Regions from separate parts of the Homo sapiens genome. Here region 1 is linked to region 2. Evidence: chromatin loops called from intact Hi-C (ENCODE). Cell type or tissue: mammary epithelial cell. All regions are shown on one strand. Each heading gives the region's core, and the rest is flanking DNA. Links, peaks and the distances in the headings are about the cores only. Region 1 overlaps AATK (apoptosis associated tyrosine kinase). Region 2 overlaps NPLOC4 (NPL4 homolog, ubiquitin recognition factor).

Region 1 (15,138 bases), core at 4,504-12,503, 460 kb before region 2:
GCACCTGTCCTTGGCCAGGGGCCTTGGCCTCCAGAGGGGCAGCCTAGTGAGGCCAGGCCTCACCCTTGGCGGGGCTCCCTAACCAGCAGGCTGGGCTCTAGCATCACACATCGTCCCCTCCAGAAGGCAGAAGATACCCCGCGCAAGGTGACTCCAACTGGCAAGAAGGTCCCTGTGCCGGGAAGCTTGTCTGGGCAGCCCGGACTCCCCTTTGCAGATTGAATTCGGAGGGACGTGAGAGCCCCTTGCAGAGGCAGCTCCTCCACCAGGAGTCGGGCCTCTAGGGAGGCAAGCCCCCTCCCACACCAGCTCCAGAGCCCCCGACGCCCCCTGCAAGGCTGTCCTCAGCCTCCGTGAGTGCTCGGGCCCAACCCCAGGCTGGAGTGGGAGCGTCAGACCACGCCCCCCACAGAGGGCCTCAAAGTCGAGGAAGCTGGGGCAGGTCCCTGAGGAGGAGCTATGGAGTCCCTGGGCCAGGGTCCACGTGGTCCCCAGGTGGCCCCACAGCAACTACGGCCACCCAGCAGCCACCTTGATGGCCCCAGGAAGGAGGGAAGCTCAGGGTCAAGTGGACGCTACAGGCCTTGCCTGCGGGATCCCACGACAGCTCCCGCGGCCCCCAGGCCTCACCTTGAACCCGATACCGCCCTTCTTACAGCACAGGCAGGCCAGCATGAGGACGATGACGGCGAAGAGCCCGGAGAAAGACACAGCCACCACGGCGAGGGAGGATGGCCAGGACAGCTCGCTGAGCGGGGCGCCGTCTGCGGGAGAGCAGTGTGGTGAGAGTGGCCATGGCTGAGGGCCGGCCAGGCCCCTGCCCCTGCTCTGGGCTCCACAGCCCCACCTGGACTTGCTGCATTCCAGGCTGGGCCTCAGCACCCTGACCTCTCACCCCAGACCCCACACCTCACAGTGTGGCGAGGAGGTGGCCAGAGCCTGCAGTCCTGCAGCCAGCCACTGGACACCACCCTGGCTTCGCCAGGGGGACATAGGGTTGGCAGAGTGACCAGAGCCTGCCCAGTTCCCAATTCTGGGGTTCAGATACCCCTGAGAGGTCAGGGTCTCAGGGGCTACAGGGGGACCCCCATCTCCCTCCCAGATCCCAGTCACCCCACCTTGCCCCTCTGGGGCTGGGAAGGGAACATGGACTCTGTCAAACACGGGAGACCATGTTGCTGGCTGCTATCTGCTGGCCACACACCAGGCTCTGGACAGCGGGGGCTCAAGGCCCTTCCAGCCTCTGAGGTGCGGGGACCTCACTGTCCCTGAGAAGGTGGTGCTGCCTCTGCCAGGCAGCAGGGCTCCCGTGTGCCACCTGCTGCCTCGAATCCGTCCCCTTGCCAAACCCACTGCCAGGCCCCTCTGGTGCTGCTTCTGTCCTGGGAACCATGGGGAAACCCCGTTCTGCAGCTGCTGGTCCATGGAGCCCCTCATCCCAGAGGGGAACTGACAGTACAGCATCCCTCCCAACTTCGGAGTATTGAGCTGAGCCCGGCTTCCAAATCAGGACACCTGAGCTGAGCCAGGCTTTGAGGAAGCTCGGTCCATCTGCTGCCCACAGGATGGCATGGTGGGGGCCAGCCTTGGTGTCCCCTGGGCAGGGGAGGGCACACTGACCCGCTGGCTCTATCCCCTGGGCCTGCCCCGTCCCACCGCACCCAGCTCCAATCCATGCCCTTCCCTAGGAGCTTTCTGTCCGGCTGCCCTCCACTTGGCCCTGGAGATTTTCCGGCCACCCCCAGTGCCTTTTGCCACTGAGCACCTGCAACTTCTCAGCTCCCAACACCCCTCAACACCCCATCTCCTGGCCCAGCACACCCCCAAAGGTGTTGTCATCTCTACCCCACTGGACGAGCCAAGAAACAGGGTCAGTGTGGGCAGGGCTGCCCGAGGTGGCACAGCTGACCTCACCTGGCATGCTCTGCCAGGGCTGCAGGCTAATGGGGCATCTGGGAAGGCTGCCTGGAGGTGGCGTGAGCTAGAAGACAGTGAGGGCAGCCTAGGCTTCCTGCTCAGGTCTCCAGGTTGTTCCCCACACACGAGGAAGAGGGAACCAGGACGGCTTGGAGTGAGGACCAGACAGGGCCGTGGGGACAAGGAGGCAGGGGGCGGCCAGCAAAGCAAGACCTGGGTCACCGGGGAAGGAAACCAGCTCTGCCGCATGTGGAGACGAGCCAACGGGTAGGGCCGTGAACAGATGTCATCCCAGGCGAGGTTTCCAGGATGTGCGGGCGTGCGTGTCATGCGTGTAAGGACACCCTGCACACCGGGTAAGCCCCGCTGTGTTCTCATACCCGAACGGCAGGAACACAGGCAGGGGCTCACGAGGCACTCAACAGGCCCCGCCCTCCAAAGCAGCCAGCGCTCTTCGGAACTGCAAGTTGCCATGGTGCCCATCTCCCAGGCTCCATCTGGTGCCCGCCTGGCATCAGTCCACACCCCTCTAACACCTTCGCCCATGCCCTCCTGGCCCCTCTCCTGGCGGGCCCTTCCCTCATGGGACACACTGGATGAGTGAAGGAACCTATCTGTGGCCTTTTGGGGCCAGGATCTGGCCTCCTGTCCTCAGAGCCAGCAGAGCCCTGGGGCTGGACAGGCCACCTGCTGGGCAAAGAGCAGCCCCAGGAGGCCCGACCTCAGCCTCCCCCTCAACCTCCCCTTCGGAACCAACCTCGGCCACCCTGGGCTCCCCTCCCATGGCCCCATCCCTTCCCTGGTCCTCCCCCGAATGGAGGCAGCTGGCCTCAGCCTTCCCACCTCCAGGACCCCACCTCAGCTACCCTGGGCTCCCCCCAGCAGGACGCCATCCCATGCCTGGTCCTTCCCCGCACTGAGGCAGCTGGCCCTGGGGCACAGCCCTGCTGTGAGTTCCCCCTCCCCTCTAGAAGGCCCAGGTCCCAGTGCTGGGCGGCCATGGGGGGTCATTCAGCACCACGTGCTGACTCAGTGGAGGGCAGAGGTGGGCAGGGGCACCAGGCAGGCCTGCCCATGAGCACAAGGTTGTGTCCCTGAAGGTGGATGTGTAGGGGTGGGGGACTGTCCACACAAGCCAGCCAGAGCCAGAGGGTTGCAAGGAGAGACGGCACACCTAGGCTTTCAAATCCACAGAAGCGGTCAGTTTCTGGAGCCCCTACCAGTGCCCAGAGCAGCAGAAACCACAGCGGTTCCCATCTGAGGGTCAGAGCGGCTGTCCGAAGCTCCAGAGACCCTCCCTCATCAGAATCACTACCACCCTTGCCGGGCGCGGTGGCTCATGCCTGTAATCTCAGCACTTTGGGAGGCCAAGGCAGGTGGATCACTTGAGGTCAGGAGTTCGAGACCAGCCTGGCCAACACAGCGAAACCCCATCTCTACTAAAAATAAAAAAATTAGCTGGGTGTGGTGGCACAAGCCTGTAATCCAAGCCACACAGGAGGCTGACACAGGAGAATTGCTCGAACCCAGGAGGCGGAGGCTGCAGTGAGCCGAGATTGCACCATTGCACTCCAGCCTGGGTGACAGAGTAAGACTCCGCCTTAAAAAAAAAAAAAAAAGGAATTACTACCACCCCACTTTGCAGATGAGGACACTGGGTCCCGTGGAAGCGAGGTGGTTTGTCCAGGACACCAGTGCGCCCAGCCCTGTCCTCGTGGCCACGAGAGGACCCTGGGCAGAGGAGGGGGGGTTCCCACAGTCTCTCGGCCGCAGGCTGATGCCTCCCTCAGGCCCACCTGCTCTCGGCCACCCTGGCACCCACAGCCGAGTGCACCCACCGCCGCCTCTGCATTCCTGGAGCCTTCTCTGTGCCCTCATCAGAGGCACCTGCTACCTGGGCCCCGCTGGCTGTCAGCTTGTAAGACAGACCAGGCTCTGACCCCAGATGCCAAGGGCCAGGACTAGTGCCCTGGGAACCATGACACTTGTTGTAACAATCCAGCACACAAATGCCCACGTATGTGCATGCATGAAAACACATGAAACACACATGCACACACACCTCATGACAACGCGAAACATACATGCACACGTAGCATGCATACAACCATACGTGTGACCATGTGCACACACTATACACAGGCCAAGACATGAACGTTCATGCACAGACATGCACACACACATATGCATGTGTATATATCACACGTGTGCACACCCATACCCGCACAGGCATATACCCACGTGCACATACACACGGGCACACGTGCACACAGCCACACGCACACATCCACACGCACGCACACATCCACACACACGCAGACACCCACACGCGTGCACACACCCCCACACACGTACACGCACCCACATGCACGCAAACCCACACCCACGTGCACACAGACCCACACCCGTGCACCCGGACCCACACCTGTGTGCACACACGCGGACACATACGTGTGCACACAGACATACCCCACACACACATGCACACATACGCGCACGCCCACATGCACACACACACTTACCCACACATGCGTGCACACACACACACACCCCCACATGCACACATATCCACCCACACGCACATACCCACACACATGCACAGAGACATACCCACATGCACGTGCACACCCACCCACACATGTGCACACATATCCACACACGTGCACACATACCCACACATGCACACCCACACATACCCACGCACACACACTCCCATGGACACACGGGCACACGTGCACACACACCCCCACACGTGCGTGCACATACCCATACACATGCAAACACACCCACAGATGCATGTGCACACACACCCACCCACATGCACACATGCATGCACACACACCCTCGTGCAGACACAATGCACCCACACACGTGCACATACACGTTCGCGTGCACACACGTGCACACATACCCCCACACGCACATACCCACACACGTGCACACCCACACGCACAACACACACACATACCCACACACATATCCACACATCCACACATACCCACACACATATCCATACATGCACACCCACCCACACACACCCAAGCACGCAGATACCCACACGCGCAAACCCACACATGCGCGCACACAGATACCAACACGCGCATGCACACCCACATGCACGCACACACCCATGTGCACACAATACCCACTTGCGCGTGCACACCCACGTGAGCGCACACACACCCCCACGCGTGCAGATAACACGCACACATGTGCACACATACCCATACACGCACACACATATAACCACACATGCGTAGACAGATACCACACGTGTAGGCACACACACATGCACACCCCCCACACGTGCGCGCGCACCCACACCCACACGTGCGTACACACGCATGCACGCACCCCACACACCCACACGTGTGCACACCCACAGGCACACACACCCGCACATGCAAACATGCACACACATGAATGCACACATGTGCACACACATCCCCTGGCTCAGTCCCCACTACTGGCCTGCTCAGTAGGTATCATCATCCTCACTTTACAAGTACGAAAACTGAGGCTCAGTGATGTCACAAGCACACCCAAAGGGTGGCCTGGCTCTGCCAGCTCCACTGCCCTGCTCCAGATGCCATGCCTGCCCCTCCACAAGCCACGTGGGAGGCCCCACTTATCTCCTTGGGACCAGCCCCCACTAGCAGGTGGGGAGGCCTCTGTAGGGTCTGCTTGCCTGTCCCTCTCATTAATGCCGCACTCTTCCCAAATACGAGAAGGGGTACCTGGGACCTCAGCCCAGAAACCCGTGCCCAGGAAGACACAAGTTGCACACGGCTTTGTTTCTGAAACTTCTTGAAAGCCCATTTAAACCAGCATCCCACTGTTCAACCCTCTGCTACCACACAAGCTGCATGGTGTCCCCCAGGCTCTTCCAAGCCCGGCCCTCTGCTGCCACACATGCTGCGCGGCCCCCAGGCTCTTCCAAGCCTGGCCTGGCCATACCGCGGTCCCTGGTCCTCCCGCAGGCCTTATGAGAGCCCAAGTAGCTGCACTGAAAGGTCACTTCAAAGCACACCCTCCAACCCTGGTGACCCCTGCTGATGCCCCAGCCCTCCACTGCGCTGCTGAGGCTGTGCCCCTGGCCATGGTGAGAATGGGGGCAGTTCTGCCTCCTCTGCAACTGGGCTGGAGGGTGCCTATGTGAGCCTGCAGTGGATACACCGTGACACCAGCATGCACACACGTGTCCAGGCTGTGGCTTCTTAGGCCACTGTCCACACAAGGAACCAGGGCCTCACCCATGGTGGGTAAAATGCACCAGGACTGTCACAGCCCATGAGTCCTCTGTCCACCAGCCTTGTCCACTGGCCCTGAATCAGCCACCCTCAGGACCCCCAAAGGATGACTCTATTTCTTTTTGTTTTAGAGATGGGGTCTGTGTTGTCCAGATGGGAATGCAGTGGGGTGATCACAGCTCACTGCAGCCTGGAACTCCTGGCCTCAAGCAGTCCTCCCCGCCCAGCCTCCCGGGTAGCTGGGATGATGGGTGTGACAGGCACGTGCCACCGGGCCTGGCTGGTGACTGTTTCTACTGTTCCTGCTGCGTCTCCTGGTGTGCACTCTGCCGTGAGGGAAGGCAGGGCCTTCACCCCCACTTGCTTTTTTCGTATCAGTGCTCAAGACACTATCATTCCCATTTATTTACGTCACACTTAGGCACTCCTTTTCATTCCAATGAGCTGTAATGTGTTACTGTAATTGTTTAGTTTGATTCTCAAATTGCCCCAGATTTGGTAAGGGGGCACCTGGTGTATGCAGAACAACGGCTCCCAGAGCTGTCCACCTCCCGATCCTCGAAACTTGAGACTCTGGGTGCCTTGCATGGCAAAAGGAGCTTTGCAGGCGGGATTTAGGTAAGGACGTGAGGCGGGGCCATTAGCCCGGATTGCCAGGCAAGCCAGGGTCATCCCGAGGGTCTTTGGATGAGGGAGGCAGGAACTGGAGATGAGAGAAGTGACTGCAGAATCAGAGACCGTGGGGCCGGGGGACCGTGGGGCCGTGGGGACCATGGGGCCGTGGGGCCGTTGAGCTGTGGGGCGGTGAGACCGTGGGGCTGTGAGCCGTGGGGCCGGGAGACCGTGGGGCCGTGAGCCGTGGGGCTGTGGGGCGGTGAGACCGTGGGGCCGTGAGACCGTGGGGCTGTGAGCCGTGGGGCCGGGAGACCGTGGGGCCGTGAGCCGTGGGGCTGTGGGGCCGTGAGCCGTGGGGCCGTGGGGACCGTGAGCTGTGAGCCGTGGGGCCGTGGGGCCGTGGGACCGTGGGACCATGGGGCCGTGAGCCGTGGGGACCGTGAGCCGTGGGGCCGTGGGGACTGTGAACTGTGGGGCCGTAAGCCGTGGGGCCCATGAGCCGTGGGGACCGTGGGGACCATGGGGACCGTGAGCCGTGGGGCCGTGGGGGCTAGGAGCCGTGGATGCAAGGGGCTGGAAAGGCCAGGGGTGGACTCTCCCCAGAGCCCAGCCTCCACCACATTGACTATAGCCCATGAAAGTGACTTTCGGCCGGGCGCGGTGGCTCACACCTGTAATCCCACCACTTGGGAGGCCAAGATGGATGGACCACCTGAGGTTAGGAGTTCAAGACCAGCCTGGCCAACGTGGTGAAATCCCGTCTCTACTAAAAATACAAAAAACTAGCCGGGCATGGTGGCGTGTGCCTGTAATCCCAGCTACCTGGGAGGCTGAGGCAGGAGAATTGCTGGAACCCAGGAGACGGAGGTTGCGGTGAGCTGAGATTGAGCCACTGCACTCCAGTCTGGGCGACAGAGACTCTGTCCCCCCCAAAAGAAAAGAAAGTAAGTGACTTTCAATTTCTGACTTCCAGAACCTACGATAATAGACTCCATGAAATCTGTAATCAGTGGCCACAGGAAACTCATGCAACAGCCCTTCCAAGGGGCTCCCCAGCAAAGCCTCTGTGGTGTCTGCCCCCAACCCCTGTGCCTCCTGGGACACAAGACAGGCCCAGCAAGGGTGGGGGTGCCATGGAAAGCTTGGTGGCTGGGCAGGTCCCCAGAGGGCCGCCATCAGTCCTCAAAGACATGCTCAGATGCAGTGGCTCAGGCCTGGCACCAGCTGGTCCCAAGGTGGGGTGGTGAGGGTACATCTGCTGTGCACACGTGGCTGGACGCGCTGGGGGCAGGTCCAGGTCAGCTTCAAGGACTCTGCCCAGGCTAACCCTAGAGGCCTCTAGTGCCAGCAGTTACTTACTTTTTTTCTTTCTTTCTTTTTTCTCTCTCTTTCTCCCTCTCCTTCCTTCCTTCCTTCCTTCCTTCCTTCCTTCCTTTCCTTCCTTCCTTCCTTCCTTGATAGAGTCTCACTCTGTCACCCAGGCTAGAGTGCAGTGGCATGATCTCAGCTCACTGCAACCTCCACCTCCCCAGTTCAAGTGATTCTCCCACCTCAGCCCCCCAAGTAGCTGGGATTACAGGCACCTGCCACCATCACCCTCGGCTAATTTTTGTATTTTTAGTAGAAATGGGGTTTCACTATGTTAGCCAGGCTGGTCTCAAACTCCTGACTTCAGGTGATCCACCCACCTTGGCCTCCCAAAATGCTGGGATTACAGGCATGAGCTACCAGGCCCGCTCTTTTTTTTCTTTTTTCTTTTCTTTTTTTTTTTGAGACAGAATCTTGCTCTGTCACCCAGGCTGGAGCGCAGTGGTGCAATCACGGCTCATGGCAGCCTCAAACTCCTGGGCTCAAATAATCCTCCCACCTTAGCCTCCCAAGTAGCTGAGACCACAGCCTTGCACCACCACACCCGCTAATTTTTACATTTTTTTGTAGAGACAGGTCTCACTATGTTGTCCAGGCTGGTCTCAAACTCCTGGGTTCAATCAATCCTCCCGCCTTGGCCTCCAGTTTCAAAGTTAATGTCTATTTGGCCATTGTCCAGCTCTGGAGCATTGGCTCTGCTGAGAGGTTGGGGTGGGAAGAGGCAGAGCCAGCCACAGGGAGCTGGCAGGGGACCAAGAGCAGGGAAGAGAAGGAGGTGCTTGGGGTGGAGACACCCCCACAACAGGCTGCCGGCTTTGAGTCAGTCCCACCCTCCTGGGAGTGGCTTCTCACCTGTGAGCCTCCCTGAGCAGTAAGGACCCAGCCCCACCCCCGCCCCAGCCAGCCAGCCTCCCTGTCCCCGTCCCCCAAAGTCCACTTGACTTGTAACCACCCTATCCACGGAGGTGTGGACGCATCATCGGCGTGACCCTCACGCCCACCAGGTGGCACTCTCAGCCATTTTACACACGCAGTGGAAAGGACAGGAGGCTCCTGGGACTCTGGGCCACACACAGAGGAACAGGGAGGCCAGCTCCAGGCACAGCGTGGCCTGAGCTCAAAACACAGGCGTGGTCCAGGATGGCGCCTACTCAGCACAGAGCTGGGGGATCCCAGCTTGGGGTGCTGCCGTCCGCAGCGTTGCCGGCACACGGCCTTCCCTCGAAGGCCACGGGAGAGTTCCGAGAGTGGCCTGGCTGAGCCTGAGAGTGGCCCCACAGCCCAAGCCCTTGGCCACACCTGGCTCGATGAGCCCCCACCCCCGCAACGTGCACACGTCCCAGGCGGAAGCCGCCTGCAGCAGCCCCAGGTCCCAGGCAGCCTGTGCGGGACCCTGGAGTCCCAGGACACGTCACCTGACCTGGCCCAGCTTCTACAGGGCTGTCCCTAGGACCGGGTGCTCACTGCAGCACAGGGTGGCCCTGGTCAAAGCCAAGAGCTAGTAAGTTTTCTGTGTTGGGTCCAAATGCACTTCCCCTCAACCCCATCCAGCTCTGCCTGGGGCCATGCAGCCCCCACCCCTTGTGTCCACGCAGCCCCTGCCTCCCGTGTCCACGCAGCCTCACTTCCCCCAGCCATGCAGCCCCCACCCCCCGTGTCCACGCAGCCCCAATTCCCCCAGCCATGCAGCCCCGCCTCCCGTGGCCACACCTGGTCCTCCAGCCTCCTCGACCCCTCTGGCTTCACAGCCTCTCTCCTCAGCACGTCGCCCCACAGTTAGCAATCCCCACCCCTGATGAGGCCAGGACTGTGTGGAGTCCAGGGGCCCCACGGTGGGTGGCCATGGGGTGTGATCCCCACGGGGTAAGGCGAGGCCTCCACTCTCTCCACCCACACTGCCTCTTCTGGAACCTTGGGCCCTGCCTGCCCGGGGCTCCAGGCTCTGCTCACCCGTCGGGTGTGCCTGGCATGCATGCCCCGTGGGTGCGGGCGTGACCCCCACATGCTAGCTCAGTCTGAGGTTCCAAGGCTCCCAGCCATTCCCCCCACAACAGCAGGTGCACCCAGGGTGAGCACGGTGCCCAGGGTTGCCCCTGCATGCTTCCTCCACCCAAGCTGCCTTCCTGCAGGGACGGGTGGCCAGGGTGGCCAGCACATAAGGTGTGGCTCTCTGCCCCCACCCCTGTCCCCGCTCGGCCCTTCAGGAAGCTTCCTGCTAAGTGGCTAAGTGCACCCCTCCAGGAACTTGGGGCTCACTCCCCTCCCCGAGGCAGCCTCTTTCACCTTTTGTGGCACCAACAGCCAGCGTCTCTTGCACAGACCCAGCCTGGCCCACACCTCCCAAAAATGCCCCCAAAATGTCCCCAAATCACACAAACAAATGGATCAGGATCAGCAAAGCTGCAGATAGGAGCCTGGGGGTAAAGGTCAAGGCCCCTTGTCCCAGCCCCACACTGCCCTCCCCATCGCTCTGTGCTGGTCGGGTGTTCACACCTGGGGCAAGGTAGCCAGGACCCTGGGGAGAGGGTGGCCACATCATCAGGGAAGAGCAGGCCTGTGGGTGGCCGAGAGGACACAGTGGCCCCTGGAGGCACCCCCAGGCGGGGCCGCTGCAGCTGGGACAATGGAGGGGCAAGGGGGCCGGGCAGGGGGCCCGCAGGAGCCCACAGGGCTCCCTTGAGAGCCGCCCACCCACTCTCAGTGCCGCACCCCCGGCCATTCACATTTCCAGCGTGGGAGGAGTTCGCCTTCACTGTTACTAAAGCTTCTGTCTTCATCAAATCCACACCGGAGAGTGTGGCAGAGTCTGAGAGCCCAGCTCGCTCCTGTGAATCACAAGCTACGAAGTCCAGCGTGCTGGTGCCCATTAAAGACACTGCCTTAGATGAAGCTCCCGGGTGAAAGAAGCTAACAGCGTGGAAAAAGAAAGCACAGACAGGAAATCTGCCCTTCCAGCGTCAAAAGCTACAATAATTAGAACCTCACAGTGCTGGGGCACAAACCCACCAAAATCTGGGCCTGGCCACGCAGAGGATTCCACACTCCATGAAAAGCCTGACTTCAGGCCGGGCGCGGTGGCTCACGCCTGTAATCCCAACACTTTGGGAGGCCGAGGTGAGTGGATCACTTGAGGTCAGGAGTTCGAGACCATCCTGGCCAACATGGTGAAACTCCGCCTCTACTAAAAACACACAAATTAGCCAGGTGTGGTGGCAGGTGCCTGTAATCCCAGCTACTCAGGAGGCTGAGGCGGGAAAATCGCTTGAACTCCCAAGGTGGAAAATGCAGTGAGTCAAGATTGTGCCACTGTACTCCTGCCTGGGCTATCGATAGAGTGAGACTCCATCAAAAAAAAAAAAAAAAGAAAAAGAAAAAGAAAAAAGAAAAAAATAGCCTGACTGCATAACTTCAGATTAAATGATTCTAAGATAGATTACAGCATCTTAAAAGAAAATAGGTAAATATTAGATTTCTGAATGGAGAAGGATTTGTAAGCTAAAAGCAATGGAAGGGATCGCAAAAGAAAATATTGAAGGCTTTGGCTCCGTAAAAATGTCTGTTCCGGCTGGGCACAGTGGCTCACGCCTGTAATCCCAGCACTTTGGGAGGCTGAGGTGGGCAGATCACCTGAGGTCAGGACTTTGAGGCCAGCCTGACCAATATGATGAAACCCCGTCTCTACTAAAAATACACAAATTAGCCAGGCGTGGTGGCATGCTTCTGTAATCCTAGCTACTCGGGAGGCTGAGACAGGAGAATTGCTTGAACCTGGGAGGCGGAGGTTGCAGTGAGCGGAAATCGTGCCATTGCACTCCAGCCTTGGCAACGAGAGCAAAACTCCATCTCAAAAAAAAAAAAAAAAAAAAAGGGTGTTCGATAAAAGCCCTCAAATTAAAGGCACACAGCGAACCGAAAAAAGCAATTTACAGAAAATATGTCGAAGAGCTGATGTCATGACTACACAGAGCACACAATCAGTAAAAAATAACAAATACGTTAAGACCCCAAACATAAACAAGACTGAGCGCGGTGGCTCACACCCACAATCCCAGCACTTTGGGAGGCCGAGGCAGGCGGATCACTCGAGGTGAGGAGTTCGAGACCAGCCTGGGCAACATGGCCAAATCTCTTCTCTACAAAAAAATACAAAAATTGGCCGGGCGTGGTGGCGGACACCTGTAATCCCAGCTACTTGGGAGGCTGAGGCAGGAGAATGACTTGAACTCAGGAGGTGGAGGTTGCAGTGAGCCAAGATCACACCATTGTACTCCAGCCTAGGCAAGAGAGCGAGACTCCATATTAAAAAAAAAAAAAAAAGAAAAAATTAGCTGGGCGTGGTGATGCACACCTGTGGTCCCAGCTACTCAGGAGGCCGAGGTGGGAGGATCACTTGAGCCCAGGAGGCGGAGGTTGCAGTGAGCCAAGATTGAGCCACTGGACCGCAGCCTGGGTGACAGAGAGAGACCCTGTCCCAAAAACAAAAACCACAAACAAGCAAACTACGTGAAGTCAGCTCACAAATGAGGAAATACAAATTGCCCAACCCGGCAGGGCACGGTGGCTCACACCTATAATCCCAGCACTTTGGGAGGCCGAGGTGGGTGGATCACTTGAGGTCAGGAGTTTGAGACCAGCCTGGCCAACATGGCGAAACCTTGTCTCTACTAAAAATACAAAAATTAGCCGGGCATGGTGGCAGGTGCCTGTAGTCCCAGCTACTCGGGAGGCTGAGGCAGGAGAATGGCTTGAACCCAAGAGGTAGAGGTTGTAGTGAGCCGCCCAGATCGCACCACTGCACTCCAGCCTGGATGACAGAGCAAGACGCTGTCTCAAAACAAATAACAACAAAAAACCAAACTGCCCAATCCGTGAGAAAATGTTCAGCCTTGATCATAAAGAAATGCAAAATTATAACATGTCCAGTTTCCAGACAGCGGGAGTTTGTAGAAGCCAGTAAATCAGAACCGGCTGCCCAGGCCGTTTGGTGGATGTTAAATCAGAACAGCCTGTGGACCTGCCTTCTCTCCAGCCAAGTAATTCCATGTCTGGAAATTTACACTAAGAAAATAACCTAGAGGGCACACGCATCCAGAATAAAAATAAAGTAAGGAATGAGAAAGTGAACGCCGCAGACGGAAAAAGCTATTTGCACAAAGATGTTCATTGCAGTGGTATTTATAAGAGCAAAAAAGAGGCCAGGCCTGGTGGCTCCCGCCTGTAATCTCAGCACTCTGGGAGGCCGAGGCAGACAGATCACGAAGTCGGGAGATCGAGACCATCCTGGCTAACACGGTGAAACCTTGTCTCTACTAAAAATACAAAAATTAGCCAGGCGTGGTGGCAGGTACCTGTAGTCCCAGCTACTCGGGAGGCTGAGGCAGGAGAATCGCTTGAACCCGGAAGGCAGAGGTTGCAGTGAGCTGAGATCTCACCACTGCACTCCAGCCTGGGTGACAGAGCGAGACTCCATCTCAAAAAAAAAAAAAAAAAGTAAAAAAGAGCCTAAATGTTCAACAGTGAAAGAATGATGAAATAAAAACAATGGTATATCTGCAAAATAAGCCATAAAAAGTGAATTTAAGACTATGTTTTAGGCCTGGTAAGGTGGCTAACATCTGTAATCCCAGGATGCCAAGACTGGCGGATTGCTTGAACTTAAGAGTTTGAGACTAGCCTGGCCAGCATGGCGAAACCCCATTTAAAAAATAAATAAATAAAATTAGCCAGGCATAGTGGCACACACCTGTGGTCCCAGCTACTCCGGAGGCTGAGGTCGGAGGATCGCTTAAGCCCAGGTGTGGAGGTTGCAGTGAGCTGAGGTCATGCCACTGCACTCGAGCCTGGGTGATGGAGCAAGACCCTGTCTCAAAGAAAAGAAGGTGTTTTAAACAAACGGGAAGATATCAATGACGTTATGCTAAGGAAAAGAAGCAGGACGTGCAGGACTCCCAGGACCAGGGCATGAGGGAAACGTGTCATCGTGACTGTAGGGCCTGGTGTATAGACAGATGTGCATATACATATTTGATGAGCTTTGACGTCTCATATACAGATGTTAGAATTAGTGAAATTACACACGGTCACCATGCGCCGTTTGGTTCTCTTCCTTCTACCCTCAGTAAGGGTAGAAACAAGCAGGACATATAACTATTTACAAATCCTGATCACAACTTTGTCAAAAAAAAAAAAAAAAAAAAAAAAAGAACAGAAGAAAGCTGGGAAAAAATACCCCAAAGCGTGAAGAGTTTGTCTTGGGAGGTAGAAATCCAGCTGGTTGCATCCTGTACTTGCACGTTTTCTACAACAAGCATGCACTGCATTTAGAATCAGACGATGTATGATTGTATTTGATTATCACTCAAACCTGATCCCATCACTGCTGCCCTTACAGAGCCGCGCTGGACGCAGAATGGCCACCTGCCCTGGGGTCTCCGTCCACTCTCTGCTGCCCCCACCACGCTCAGCCTCCCACTTGCTCCTCCACCCTGACATGCTGTCCCAACACCCCCGGCATCTTGCAAAGCGCCTGATGTGGTCCTTGGAGGAGCCCACCCCCGTCCACAGGGACCCTTCCTGCTCAAGACCACAGCCCAGGCCAGCTCACAGGGAACGTCCGCTGGACCAGTACCAGCCTCTAGAACGACCGGCTGGACTTGAAGCCACACATGGCTCCGGGATGAGGTACCTGGGGATGAGCCCCGGGGGTTCCCCCAATGGAAGGCACTGGATACAGTGTGGGAGGGGACACCAACGCCCTGAGGTGCCTGCGGCACACCTGGGGCAAGGGAGGGAAGGAGCATACAGACACACGGGCACACACTTGCACACACACACACACGTGCTCTCAGACACATGCACACACACAAATGCACACGCTCCCACTCACGCTCACTCATGGAGATTCGCATATGCACACACTCACGCGCACACTCACGCACACACCCTTGCCTGTGTCCACAGTCCTGCTCTGAGCCAGCGGGGCCTACCC
Region 2 (15,138 bases), core at 2,269-10,268:
ACTAAGTTAAGGATAAAAAGCTACCAAAAAGAGGAACAAAATATATTAACGAGGTGGTAATATTTACAGTACATACTGTCCCTGTTATACCTGTAGCCACTGCAGTAACAAACTTGGATCCAAAATGTCCGTCTGGAGAGAGCCGGCACATGTTGGGATGCTTGTTCTGGAAGTCTCCTGCAGTGATGCACTCTTCTGAACTTAGGAAATAGGTGTCCTAAGACAAGAGAAGCAGCCTATCAAATTTTACAGCATCATGCCAAAATATACTTCTATTTCTTCTTTAAAAAATAAGAACTAAGCCAGGAGCAGTGACTCACACCTCTAATTCCAGCACTTTGAGAGGTGGAGGCGGGAGGTCCACTTGAGGACAAGAGTTCGAGACCAGCCTGGCCAACACACCAAAACCTGGTCTCTACTAAAAATAAAAAAATTATCTGGGTATGGTGGTGCACACCTGAACCCAGGAGGAGGAAGCTGTAGTGAGCCGAGATTGTGCCATTGCACTCCAACCTGTGCAACACAGCAAGACTCTGTCTCAAAAAAATAAAAATAAAAAATAAGAACCAAACTATAAAACTCAAAACCACTTTGAAACAAGTATCTACAATTCCTAACCATTACCAATTCCTCATCTAAAACCACTCACGACTAGAAAGGCCAGAAGCACTATGCAAACCACCCCGCCATGGGCTGAGCCCTGAAAATCACTGCTTTATAAAGGTAAGATGGGTTTAGCTCTATGAGACCAAGAGATCCGGCCTTCATTGATCAAGAAGAACTTCTTGAAAAATAATGGGGCCTGAGGGCTGGGCATGGTGGCTCACACCTGTAATCCCAGCACTCTGGGAGGCCAAGGCAGGCAGATCACAAGGTCGAGATCAAGACCATCCTGGCTAACACAGTGAAACCCCATCTCTATTAAAAATACAAAAAAATTAGCTGGGCATGGTGGCAGGCGCCTGTAGTCCCAGCTTCTCCTGAGGCTGAGGCAGGAGAATGGCGTGAACCCGGGAGGCATTGCTAGCGGTGAGCAGAGATTGCGCCACTGCACTCCAGCCTGGGCAAAAGAGCAAGACTCCGTCTCAAAAAATACAAATAAATAAATAATGGGGCCTGAAAGCTAGAACCAGCGGTGCAAAGAGACCCTGATAATGCAGGCCAACACCATCTGTAACCAAGCCATAGGGCCACACGCACAGTCCTGTCTCCACCTCACCTTATTTCGACTGTAGCGGACGGTACCCTTTCGGGTATCTTCTGAGACGAGGTCTGTAAATATCCAGCCAACCTTAAAAAAAGGAAAGTAGCTTTTAAACATCTCCTCAAGATAGACGATGAATGGCTGGGCGCAGTGACTCACGCCTATAATCACAGCACTTTGAGAGGCCGAGGCAGGAGAATCACGAGGTTAAGAGATCGAGACCATCCTGGCCAATACAGTGAAACCCCATCTCTACTAAAAATACAGAAATTAGGCCGGGTGCGGTGGCTCACGCCTGTAATCCCAGCACTTTGGGAGGCCGAGGCGGGTGGATCACCCGAGGTCGGGAGTTCGAGACCAGCCTGACCAACATGGAGAAACCCTGTCTCTACTAAAAATACAAAATTAGTTGGGGTGGTGGCGCATGCCTGTAATCCCAGCTACTCAGGAGGCTGAGGCAGGAGAATCACTTGAACCCGGGAGGCAGAGGTTGCAGTGTGCCAGGATCGCGCCATTGCACTCCAGCCTGGGCAACAAGAATGAAACTCCATCTCAAAAAAAAAAAAAAAAAATTAGCTGGGCGTGGCCGGGTGTGGTGGCTCACGCCTGTAATTCCAACACTTCGGGAGGCCAAGACGGTGGATCACGAGGTCAGGAGATCAAGACCATCCTGGCTAACATGGTGAAATCCCGTCTCTACTAAAAATAGAAAAAAATTAGCCGGGCGTGGTGGCGGGTGCCTGTAGTCCCAGCTACTCAGGAGGCTGAGGCAGGAGAATGGTGTGAACCCGGGAGGTGAAGCTTGCAGTGAGCCGAGATTGCGTCACTGCACTCCAGCCTGGCCCACAGAGCAAGACTCTGTCTCAAAAAAAAAAAAAAAAAAAAAGATAGATGATGAATGTTTTCTGGCTTCTGCCCAGAGAGCTTAAAAAGAATGTTCTCAGTCAGAAACTCCTTTTTGTGAGCCAGGTGAATCTACATCAACAGGTTCCTCAAGTAAGATGCCAGGCCACACCCAGGGATCTCCATCTCTGTTCAGTAGAAACTGGCCACCCTCCCTCTGGTGCTGCTGGGTTAGAGATGAGTTTCCTCAGCACCAGCTCTGCCCAGCACCATGCTGGGTGCAAGAGACACAGCAGTGAGTGAGACCAACAGAAGGTGAGTGAAAAAGGCACTTAAACTCCCAAGAGGAAGACAGACAACAAGCAAGCAAATAAACATTTCAGAGAGTAGGTCTTTCCTGACAAGCTAAGAAAAAGGATTCCTAGAGAAAGGCACATAATACAAAAGGGGTAATATAATGCAGACTTCACACAGCTGCTCCTGGGAGCTCCACCTCAAGGCCGGAAGGAAGCATCTGAGGGTATGAGGATCTGAAACCTGTGACCCAGCAACCCCTGCACGTTCAGTGTAGCAGTGCCTGTGTGCTGTGTGATCCTTAGGCCCGCCTCTGCCTGTGAATTCCTGCACCAGAAGCCCGTCACGAGGCCACAGGAGCAGCAGTTGAGTCCCGGCAATTGTCACTTCTGTCCTCGGGAAGGATCTGCGGCCCATGACCCTCTCCAGCACTACCTGACACACAACTCTTCCCATCCACCCCCAGCAGACATGACTAGCCCACTGGGAGACTTTCACTGTCTTTAAAGATGCCCCAATGAATGAAAAACCCAAGGTGGTGGCAACAGAGAAAATGAAACTTAAAGGGTTAATTATGCAGTAAATAAAGCAAAATCAAAATCAAACTGAGAAAAATTAGGGCTTAGAAACTCATATTTTAGGCCAGGCACGGTGGCTCACGCCCATAATCCCAGAACTTTGGGAGACCAAGGCGGGTGGATCACCTGAGGTCGAGAGTTCAAGACCAGCCTGGCCAACATGGTGAAACATCGTCTCTATTAAAAATACAAAAATTAACTGGGCGTTGTGGCGGGTGCCTGTAATCCCAGCTACTTGGGAGGCTGAGGCAGGAGAATCACTTGAACCCGGGAGGCAGAGGTTGCAGTGAGCCAAGATCGTGCCACTGCACTCCAGCCTGGGTGAAAGAGCAAGACTCCTCAAAAAAAAAAAATAAAATAAAATAAAAAGAGAAACTTGTGTCTTGCAGAAAATTATTTAAGTAATTTCAAGATTATGAACTGTAAGATTATAACAAATTAGGTCAAAAAATTGGACCAATCTCTTTTAAACAAGAGAACTTCCAGAATTTGAACCCAAATATGCCCCTAAATCAAGATGCTGACTCCTTGTTAGAAACAGGATGTTTCTTTCCTAAAGACAGTAAAACTGTGTGGACTGCTCACTGACACTACTAGGTTTTAAGTCACATTTGCAGTCTCACCCGCTTCATCTGTAGAGAAGATTAAATAATCTAGAGATTATTTTTCATGGTCTGAGTTGATTAGGAAATAAAGGATAAAACATACTTATTAACATTAAACTCGTAAGATATGTTCAAATTCATGGCTCTACATTAATTTATTAAAATTGTTCCTGGGAACTGTATCAATGTCAGATAAACCAGATCAATAGAATAAAAAAGGAAATCCTTTTCTCATCTTCTAACTGTTCCATGAAACTAGGAAGAATTGTAGGCTCAGAGAGCTAAATTATAAACAGGAAATTAAATGATGATTGATGACGGAGCAGCAGAAGCTCCAAGTGCATGGCACAGAACATGAACACTGTCAATGGAATGTCAGCCTTGACTGTCCTCGGCTTCCAAGCTACATGAAGGGAGAGCTCAGGCAGAAGGGACACACATGCACAGAGGAGCCAGCAGGGGTGCGGCTGGGGTCTGTTTCCCACTTGAAGCAGTCCTCATGAAGTGTGGCTGGAAGGCTGAAATATAACAGCCAGATCTGCACTGGGATTTTTTTTTTTTTATGCTCAAGAAAATGTTCTCATTTTAGTTTAAGTCAGAGGAACATAAAGGTTATTGGTGCCCAACAAACATATGTGAAGTTTCAAAACATATAGTGCCTGCACCTGACCTTGTGCAGCCGGAGAGAGCCAGTACCCGACACAGCCCGGCCACTCTCCCAACTCCCCCTGGCCTGGATGCCCAACAGAGCCTGGCCACGCCCCCTGCTTGGCTGCCGGATGCCTCAGTACCTTCCGCAGGCCAAGTTTGGCAGCAATTTCATCGACCACTTCAGCTTTTGGATCCTCAAGAAGCTCCAAGCTGTTCTGTGTACCAATCTGCAGGGAATCAAAGGGAGAAGATGGACTTAGAGCAGAGGGCTCAGGAAGCAGCACCCCAAGCCCTTCCACTTCCAGCTCTAGGTCACAAGGAGTGCTGGGGGCCTCCTTGTCAGAAAGGAGAACTATAGCCACAGATAAAACACATGCGACACGCCTCCCGGCTTCTCTCCTTCTCGGGTTGTGCTGCACCTTTTACCAGGGCTGCAAAACATGTGGCATGCAGGGCCCAGCTGATGTGTGCTGCACAGCTCTGCATCAGGAGCACTCAGGACTAAGGCAAGGCAAGGTCTACACACTCTGCCTGTTTTAAAAGTTCCTTCATCAGGGAATTAAGTTACTTTCAAACTTCCTTGGATAAGTAGCTTCACTCCAAACAGGTTTGGCTAAATTAGGCAAGACTCAAACTGTAAGGTAACATCCATTCCCACAAAACAGCCTTGGAAAATCTGTGTGCCACTCCTGCAGAGACAATGCTTGGCTTCACAGCTAAGATACTCAGTTACAGGGACACTATGAACTCCACAGAGAGCGATGAGCTCACCAACCCTAAGGAAGGGAAAAGGTGTTCAAAAATCAACCACCTCCTTTCATCTGGCACAGGGCAGTCGATGAGTTGTAGCTTCGACTGGCTCCCATGCAACTGAAACCAACCACAGCACATCACTTCCCAGAGTGGACCAAGCTTACCGAAATCATTAATGTTCACTTAAATGTAGCTTGCGGGTCATTCAAAGGTATCATTCTATGCAGAAACCCCAGCCATAAGAATAGGAAAGGTAAAGGTAATCTCAAATTGAGTTACAGTAACTGGGCATATCCTTGTAAATTAGTGAAAATCTGGCAAACCACAAAGAAGTTTACGTTTGCTGGGTATTACCCATATGGAGGTCATTAATACCTCCAGAACGTAGGTTAAATCACAAACTCAGAGAAAAAGCTAAGGAAAAGGAGTTGTTTAATGACATGTGGCAGCATAAGCTGCATAAGCAAATTTTTGTGTGTGTATTTTTAGTAGAAACGGGGTTTTGCCATGTCAGCCAGGCTAGTCTTGAACTCCTGGCCTCAAGTGATCTGCCTTGCCCCTACAAAGTGCTGGGATTATAGATGTGAGCCACCACGGCTGGCCTCAATTATACTTTTAATAGAACCGTTGAGCTCTCCATGAAAGAGACCCTTTAAAAAAACTGAATCTGAATACTGTGTGCTTCGAAAAGCAGCATCCTGAGTACAGCACAGTGACCTAAGGGTTGAGACTTCACTGGCGGGGTCTCTACTGCCATCTAGTGTCTCTTTTTAAAAGAACCATGGCAAAGGCCTCATGAAACACTACATCTATTGCTATACAAAGATACCAAAAATGTCACTGAAAATCCGTATAAATACAGCCAAGAAAGACACACATTTGTGCAGGGGCCACTAGCAAGCCTGTACACCAGCTGTTACCCATGCATAGCCTGCAGTTTCAGACTCTGATCAGCAAACTCTGAAAGCAGCTGCAGGGCACCCCAGCCTGCCTCCCAGGCAGGTTATCTAAATAGGAGGCTAGCCATCCGGTGATCTCCACAAGACAGTGTTAGGTGGAAAAAGTGCACATATTATACGTACAAAGAAACAAAGAAGGGGGATAGTATGAATGTGCGTGCATGCATGCGTGTGTGTATGTGCTTACACTAAAAATGTCACATACAAAAAAAACAAAACTAGCCAGGCTCAGTGGCATACACCGATAGTCCCAGCTACTTGGGAGAAAGAGGTAAGAGGATCTCGCTCAGGAGCGAGACCTTGTTTCAAAACAAAACAAAACAAACAAACAAACAAACAAAAAACAAACTTTTGCCAAGCACAATGGCTTATGCTGGTAATTCTAGTACTTTAGGAGGCCAAGGCAGTAGGATCACTTGAGGCCAGGAGTTTGAGACCAGCGTGGGCCACACAGAGACCCTCCCTGTATAAAAAAAAAAATTAAACAATTAAACAATTAAAAAAAAATCAGGCCGGGCGCAGTGGCTCACGCCTATAATCCCAACACTTTGTGAGGCTGAGGCGGGTGGATCACGAGGTCAGGAGTTTGAGACCAGCCTGACCAACATGGTGAAACCCTGTCTCTACTAAAATTACAAAAATTAGCCAGGCGTGGTGGCGGCACCTGTAATCCCCGCTATTCAGGAGGCTGAGGCAGGAGAATCACTTGAACCCGGAAGGCGGAGGTTGAAGTGAGTGGAGATCATGCCACTGCACTCCAGCCTGGGTGACAGAGTAAAACTCCGTCTCAAAATTAAAAAAAAAAAAAAAAATCAAACTTCAGGAAGTCCAACTAAAAAGATTTAGGCTGAGCATGGTGGCTTATGCTTGTAATCCCAGAATTTTGGTAGGCTGAGGCGAGTGAACTGTGTGAGCCCAGGAGTTCCAGACAAGCCTGGGTAACATGGCGAGATCTGTCTCCACACACACTATATATGTATATACACATACATACATATATATGTATATATACACACACACATATATATATACACACACATATATATACACACATATATATACACAAATACACACACACACACACACACACACACACACACACATATAAAAGTCAGACATGGTGGTGCACGCCTGTAGTCCCAGACACTTGGGAGGCTGAGGCAGGAGGATTGCTTGAGCCCAAGAGGGCTGCAATTGAGGCTGCATTGAGCCATGATGGCAGTACTGCACTCCAGCCTGAGCAACAGAGTGAGACGCTGTCTCAAAAAGAAAAAGGTTTTAAATTCTAGGGGCTACCTATAAAGGAAAGCAGGGTAAAAGGAAATGAATATACCTTGTTTGTAAACATGACTTTGGAAATGTGCACTTTTTTTTTCTTTTCTAACTTTTAAAAATATTTCTGGCTGGGCACAGTGGCTCCTACCTGTAATCTCAACACTTCAGGAGGCCAAGATGTGAGGGTCACTTGAGGCCAGTAGTTCAAGACCAACCTGGGCAATATAGCGAGACCCTGACTCTACCAAAAATTTAAAAACTAGCTTGGCATGGTGGCATGCACCTGTAGTCCCAGCTACTCAGAAGGCTGAGGCAGGAGGATCGCTTGAGCCCAGGAGGTCAAGGATGCAGTAAGCTATGACTGCACAACTGCACTCCAGTCTGGGCAACAGAGCAAGACTCATCTCTAAAAAATAAATAAATAAAAATTAAAAATTTCTAACATACAGCTAATTTAAAGAATTTTACAGTGAATACTCATATACCCACCACTAGATTCACCATGAACATTTCCTATGCACTATCTGTCCCTCTAGTCACCCATCAATTCATTTTATTTTTCTATTGGATTTCAAGTGTATTACAGACATAAATGTACTTCTCCCTAAATAGTACAGCATGCATATCATTAACTAGCATTCAATATTTGCTTACTTTTTTACTTTTGCAATAAAATGTATGTAAAATACACTACATCATTATACATAATTACAAAACAAATTGAAATTTATATAAATATACACACACAGCCCAATTCCCAAAAACCAGAAATACAATGTGTAACTAGTTGGTGGCATAATCATACCGAGAGGGCCTTCCAATGACTTCCAAGCACAGTGACTAGATGTGCACACACCCTGCGGGATATACCCTCAGGACACTTCTTTCCCCTCCAAACAAATCTTAAATTGTTATCAGTCCTATTTTGGTGGCAGTTTTTGTTACTCTGGTGACACTCTGGTGATTGGTGCTGAGGTGTGTCTGTGGCCTTCTCCATGGTTCCTAAGACAGTGACTGCTGCATGGTGGAAGAGACACAGAATGACACAAGGACTGAGCACCTGGACACTACAGAGTCAATGAGCAAACCTGGACACAGCAGACGAGATAAAAACACTGGATCAATAGTGGCAAATGTACCGGTTGTGTAAGAAAATATCCTTATCCTTAGTAACATACACTGAAGGTTTTAGGAGCCATGATCTCACTCTCCAATAACTCAGAAAATGTTGTGCACGTGCACCGGTGTGTGACAAAGGGGGAACAAACAACAAAGCGAACAGGGCAAGGCCTCTCCGAAAGGGCGTCCCCCACAGCCTCCAAACACAGAAACTCAGGAACTTGAATCCCGTCATGTTTACCTGAGGTGGCTCATAAATCGCAGCCACTTCAGCCCTGATGCCAAGGGGAATGTCTTTGTGCTCCGTGTACCGTCCGTATAAGTACCCAAAATGCTGGTTCCCTGTCTTTCTCCAGAAGTCAAGAAAGCGGTCAGCGACGGTGTGATTCTCAAACATGATATTGTCCACATGCCTGTACTTCTGTAGAGTTAACAAGAGTGGGCTGATGAAAACATGCCATCAAAAAGAAATCACTTGTTTTTCTAACACAAACCATTCATAAATATCTTTTACCTAGTTCTTTAAAAAACAAACCAATAGGGTGTGATGGTGCATGCCTGTGGTCCCAGATACTCAGGAGGCCGAGGCTAGAGGATCGCTTAAGCCCAGGAGTTCAAGTCCAGCCTGGGTGACAGAGTGAGACCCCTTGTATCTTAAAAAATAAACATCTGGGCTGGGCGCAGTGGCTCACGCCTGTAATCCCAGCACTTTGGGAGGCCAAGGCGGGCGGATCATGAGGTCAGGAGATCAAGACCATCCTGACCAACATGATGAAATCCCGTCTCTATTTTTTTTGTATTTTATAAAAATACAAAAAATTAGCCAGAGCCAGGCGTGGTGGCGGGCGCCTGTAGTCTCAGTTACTCGGGAGGCTGAGGCAGGAGAATGGCGTGAACCCGGGAGGTGGAGCTCGCAGTGAGCTGAGATGGCGCCACTGCACTCCAGCCTGGGCGACAGAGCAAAACTCCATCTCAAAAAAAAAAAATAAATAATAATAATAATAATCTGCTATTCTATTTAAAAATAAAAACAATAAACATTACTTAAGAAAAAAACCAGTCAGGCACGGTGGCTCATGCCTGTAATCCCAGCACTATGGGAGGTGAGGCAGGCGGATCTCTTGAGTCCAGGAGTTAAACCTCAAAAATTATTCAATACAGTGAAACCCTGTCTCTACTAAAAATACAAAAATTAGCCAGGCATGGTGGCTCATGCCTGTAATCCCAGCTACTCCGGAGGCTGAGGCAATAGAATCACTTGCACCTGGGAGGCTGAGGTTGCAGTGAGCCAAGACTGCACCACTGCAATTCAGCCTGGGCTACGGAGTGAGACTCTGTCTCAAAAAAAAAAAAAAATGCTCTGCCCTTTAGACCACTTCAGAGTCCAGTGGCGGGACACGGGGTTATAGGAGGATGGAGATGGGTTTCATCTATCAATAAATTCAAAATAATTCCATTGTGATTTAACCTAAAATACAGGTTTTCACAATCTCTAGGGCAAAAAACAAACACATTTTCTTTTTTTTTTTTTTTGAGACGGAGTCTCGCTCTGTCACCCAGGCTGGAGTGCAGTGGCGTGATTTTGGCTCACTGCAACCTCTGCCTTCAGGTTCAAGTGATTCTCCTGCCTCAGCCTCCTGAGCAACTGGGACGACAGGCGCCCATCACTACGCCCAGCTAATTTTTTGTATTTTTAGTAGAGATGGGGTTTCACCATATTGGCCAGGCTGGTCTTGAACTCCTGACCTCAGGTGATCCGCCCACCTCAACCTCCCAAAGTGCTGGGATTACAGGTGTGAGCCACCTTGCCCGGCCAAAATAAAGTAGTTTTCAAGAAGAAAAAAGGAATAGAGAATAGGAGGTTTCCAAAAAAGTCGAGGAGGCCACGGAATTCTCTCTAAGGAGCCGTTTTCTCTAAGGGCACAGCGGCAGGAGGAAGGCGAGGCAGGCTACTCAGAGGCGGGACAAGGACAGCAGAACATCCAGAAAGGCCGGAACGCTCCCTCCTTCCTGAGCCACATTCTCTCCTTAAGCCAGCCTGGACAGGTGCTCAGAGCTGGTCCAAGGGGTGCCCCTTTACCAACCTTCAGAGCCAGTTTCCTCACAACCACTGAGGATTTTAAATAATCATCAGGAACATTCTGCCTCCATATGAGCCAGCAAAACAGAGAACTGAGGGCGCGCACTCCATATCTCCAAGAGCAAGAAGCCTTAAAAATGATATATTCAGTGTACCACTTCCACAAAAGGATCATTCAGTCCATCAAAAAGTACTGAAAATCCACCACGCATAGTGCTAATAGCATTCCACTCCAAGGGGCTCTTCTGGAAATATCCGTTTCTCAGCCATGAAAACAAATCTAGACAGACAGGGAACATCTCACCTGTCTGTTCAGCGTGATGGCGCTCGGCTGGCACTTAGTACAGATGCCATTCGGCCACGGGAGGTGCCCCTCGCACCCTGACTTAATCTTGCAGCTGATGTTCTCCAGGGCAACAAACTTCCCCCTACATAGAAGAGAAGCAACTTAAACATCACATTGGTGAAAAGTTGAGCAAGAGGCTGGAAATGACATGCTAAGTATCTTATACCTCCTGAACAGTGTCTCAGGAGCTAAGCACGTGGCAGCAGCAGGGAAGATGGGCTAAGGATGATTCTAATGGAAGCTCTACCTACAGTTCCAGCACATTCCGAATCCCAGCTTCTGTCCCACATACTTCAACCATACAGGAACACACAACTACTTTCCTACCAAACTGTGGTGTTTTTTACCATCTATCACTAACATCCGAGAAAGCTTTCAAGAATACTGTAGAATATCTACTGATCTCACCTGTGCCACTGAGCGGGCATGAGGCTCCTACAGGTTTCATTAAATTGTCAGAAACTTTGACATTAGCCCAGTACTTAGATATTTGTAAAAAATTCTTATTCATGGGAAAAATCTGATTAGGATATATAATTAAGGCATCTTTACTCTGCTTTAGGCTAAAATAAAAACTACTGTTGAAGACTGTCAATGAGAAAATCCTGGACCCTACTCTGAACTTTTTCTTTTTCTCCAGCTTTATTGAAATATAACTGACAAAAAAAAAAAAAAAAGAAATCTGTATCTTTAAGGTAGACGTGAGGTTTTGTTTTTCAAATAAAAACGATATATTTACAGTGTACGAAATGATATTCTGAAACATGTCCACACTGTGGAACGGCTAAATTGAGCTAATTAACATATGCATTACCTCACATACTGATCATTTTTGGTGGTGAGCCATTTTTGGTATCATAGCATCTAGGAAGCAAAGACTCGTCACTGAATCTGCATGCTAACAGCAGCCACAAACACGCCCCCACTAGAGACTGTGTTCCTTGACCTAGACTGAGAAAGGCTGACCAAGTCTCTTTCACTACAATCAATCTGCACCCACTCCTTAGTCCAGAGAGTTCCACAGCTTTCCCCACTGACAAGCAACAGTGGGTTTCTAGCAGGTTTTTTCTTCTGGTCTAACATTTTTAAAAAGTCATTTTAGGATGTCAGCAGGTTGTCAGAGAAAAGCTACAATCAGGCGAATATGACATCCTTCACAAAATGTTGCTGACTTCAGTTCAGCCACCATCTCCTCGTTGCACTGACAGGAATTATAAAATAATAGCTGAAGCCTGCTACTTTCTGGTAGGGTGTACAGAGAGCCAACAGGAGAAGGTCATACAGGCAAGGGCTTGCCATGGCTTAAAAGAAATCAAAATGCTCAGTTCACCCCTTTCTGGCCACTGTTACCACCTCTGCCCACCTGGCTGAGCCTGTGGGCAACTACTGTGGTACCATGAGGATTAGTGGCTGCAGCCCCTGCTGTGGCTGAAAACCAAGCTGACTCAGAGGCCAGGCTCTGGGGAAAGGGTTACCAGGCACTGAGGTGGGGAAGCTGAGATTCTCACAGGGTAGTTGTTTTTCTGAAAAGCAGAGAATGAACTCAGACCACAGAATCAACAGGCCACCATCACAGATGCTAACTTGCTGGGGTGGTGTGTGTGGGGACAGCCTCTGTCTGATACTGCACTGTGGCCACGCAGCCAGGCGCCTGCACAGTCGCTCTGCCTTGCTAGCTCCCTTCTAGAACCAGGTTGGCCAGGCGAGGTGGCTCACACCTGTAATCCAGCACTTTGGGGAAACCAAGGCAGGAGGATCACTTGAGCCAAGGAGTTCTAGACCAGCCTGGGCAACATAGTGAGACCCCATCTCTTAAAAACATATATGAGTACATAAAAAATAAATAAATAAATATAGAACCACGGTAACTTTCAAAGGCGTGTGACCCCTTCTCATCTTTACTTCTCTCATTCACACGTTCACTGGCTATAAGCAACAACTGCCAGCTACACAAAAAGGAATTTACGCACAACCAGGTTACAGCAAGTTGCTTACTTGTCAGCCCCTCCAGTCAGCTTCCGGATGTAGGCGTGGAAGGACATGTGCTTCACGGGAGGCTCGAGATGGTTTAGATAGTCCTCATCGAATGGCTGCCAAGACACAGAGTAAGCGAGTGCAGTCTCACACGTGCCGGTCACTCCAGGCGCTGAGCCTCTGCTACGCACAGGGGGAGGCCAGCAGCATGGCCTTGGCAAGTCAAGGCCCACAGTGAAAGCAGGTACTAGGGTCTCCCTTACCACTCTGAGTCAGAACCAAGTTTTTCTTTTTTTAATTAATTGTTTTTTGTTTGTTTGTTTTGAGACGGAGTCTCACTCTGTCGCCCAGGCTGGAGTGCAGTGGCACAGTGGCACAGTCTCTGCTCACTACAACCTCCACCTCTGGGTTCAAGCAACTCTTCTGCCTCTGCCTCCCAAGTAGCTAGGACTACAGGTGCACGCCACCACGCCCAGCTTATTTTTGTATTTTTAGTGGAGACGGGGTTTCAGCATATTGGCCAGGCTGGTCTCAAACTCCTGACCTCATGATCCACCCGCCTTGGCCTCCCAAAGTGTTAGCTTTACAGGCGTGAGCCACTGAGTCTGGCCAATTTAACTGTTTTAGAGATGGGGTCTCATGCTGTTGCCCAGGTTGGAGTATGGTGGTGCAATCATGGCTCACTGCAGCCTCGACCTCAAGTGATTCTCTTGCCTCAGCTTCCTGAGTAGCTGGGACTACAGGCGTGAACCACCACACCCAGCTAATTTTTTAAATTTTTTGTAGAGACAGGGTATACAAAAAAAGAGTTGCCCAGGCTGAACAATTCCTAGGCTCAAATGATCCTCTGGCCCTGGCCTCCCAAAGTGTCGGGACTACAGGCGTCACTGCACATAGCCAGAAGCAAGTTTTTCTTTGTGTGCCAGTTATCTTTTCAAGATTAAAATGAATCTCTATTAAACACAAAACGCTCTAAGTCAAATGAGTTTCAGGAAAATTGTGCAAAAAGAAATGCCACAAGATGAGGCAAGAGATGCCTCATGAAGAAAATCGGGCTGGCCTTCCTGCTGTAAACCCAGCATTAACAGTTCCAGTCGGCATTATTACGGTAACTCTCAGTCTCACCAGGACAAACCAGTAGAAGAGATGTGAGATTCAAGGCAAAGTAAATCAACAATGATAAGCACGGAGGCCGACAGGCTCAGCTTTGTGTCAGATCGGAAAAGGATTGTCCAGGGAGCCCGCTGTAAATGCTGCCCCTTTATCACAGCCACACAAATGCTTCAGCCATTCATAATCCAGCGAGAAGGTCACTCCCATAAATAAAGGCTCGTCCTGTGTGCAGCTTGCACTAGGGGAATATGAGGCCCAGGGCAATAAATAGGTAAGTTCTTTGAACCACTCACTACAGCCAAGTGCGTGGACTCAGGGCAAGCACTTAAGACAGCTGTCTACCCGCAGCCCCCCACACTGGCCCAGAACTTACTCCGCAGAGACTCTCACCTCTAGAGGGACGCAGTGCACGCATTTCCCCAAAGGGCCGTGGCGGCATCTGAGGAGAGTACAAGGCAGAAAAAGGCAGAGCAGTGAGGATGTCTGTGTTCCGCTGCTGCTGTCTCACATGCACGTCCTACTTTAACAGAGTGTTTCCCTGCCCACGTGGAGTTATATTCCAGATGGCACATGGATAAACATTTATATTTTAATTGTTGTTTTGTTTTGTTTAAAGACAGGCTCTCACTCTATCGCCCAGGCTGGAGTGCAGTGGTGATCGTGGCTCCCTGCAGCCTTCACCTCCTGGGCTCAAGCACTCCCACCTCAGCCTCCCCGAGTATCTGGGACTCCAGGTGTACACCACCACACCCAGAAGTTTACTACTTATGTTGATATGAATTAGAAAAAACTGACCCGCACATCAAACCTGTGACTTCATGGGTATCCACTGCTTAAAATGACACAAACCAGGCCGGGCGCGGTGGCTCACGCCTGTAATCCCAGCACTTTGGGAGGCCGAGGCGGGTGGATCATGAGGTCAGGAGATCGAGACCATCCTGGCTAACAAGGTGAAACCCCGTCTCTACTAAAAATACAAAAAATTAGCCGGGCGCGGTGGCGGGCGCCTGTAGTCCCAGCTACTCGGGAGGCTGAGGCAGGAGAATGGCGTGAACCCGGGAAGCGGAGCTTGCAGTGAGCCGAGATTGCGCCACTGCAGTCCGCAGTCCGGCCTGGGCGACAGAGCGAGACTCCGTCTCAAAAAAAAAAAAAAAAAAAAAAATGACACAAACCAAAGATAAAAGTGAATGAACTCAAAGTCAATGTAAGTAGTTTATTGGCCAAAGGCAGTGGCTCACACCTCTAATCCCAACACTTTGGGAGGCTGAGATGGGTGGATCACCTGAGGTCAGGAGTTAAAGACAAGCCTGGCCAACATGGTGAAACCCCATCTCTACTAAAAAT

Evidence for each region. Peaks named below come from ENCODE experiments on the same cell type or tissue, not always from the same donor. Only the 100,000 strongest peaks of a DNase experiment are listed, where the experiment ranks them.
Region 1: it touches region 2 in a loop (10-fold over the local background); 6 of 110 quality-filtered maps call a loop at or near these places.

What each region holds. Positions count from the first base shown.
Region 1 is chr17:81,133,738-81,148,875 of GRCh38, forward strand. It overlaps AATK (apoptosis associated tyrosine kinase), which reads right to left. Exons shown (of 14, transcript NM_001080395.3): 2 at 631-764. LOC124904079 (a long non-coding RNA gene) reads left to right here. Exons shown (of 4, transcript XR_007065937.1): 2 at 659-1,870; 3 at 2,020-2,184; 4 at 2,309-3,380. It overlaps LOC124904080 (a long non-coding RNA gene), which reads left to right and starts at 13,193. Exons shown (of 2, transcript XR_007065939.1): 1 at 13,193-14,831. RefSeq lists a silencer at 9,054-9,103 and an enhancer at 9,370-9,870. In mammary epithelial cell, for the core only: a CTCF peak has its summit at 9,153 (motif pointing right); a DNase peak (open chromatin) is centred at 8,924.
Region 2 is chr17:81,596,026-81,611,163 of GRCh38, forward strand. It overlaps NPLOC4 (NPL4 homolog, ubiquitin recognition factor), which reads right to left. Exons shown (of 17, transcript NM_017921.4): 5 at 14,185-14,233; 6 at 12,703-12,797; 7 at 10,666-10,789; 8 at 8,523-8,702; 9 at 4,316-4,402; 10 at 1,220-1,291; 11 at 91-217. Among named protein-coding and RNA genes, the nearest start is that of NPLOC4, 34 kb to the right of the region's middle. RefSeq lists enhancers at 2,394-2,513, 5,401-5,560. In mammary epithelial cell, for the core only: a CTCF peak has its summit at 5,691 (motif pointing left); no DNase peak of the experiment used is centred there.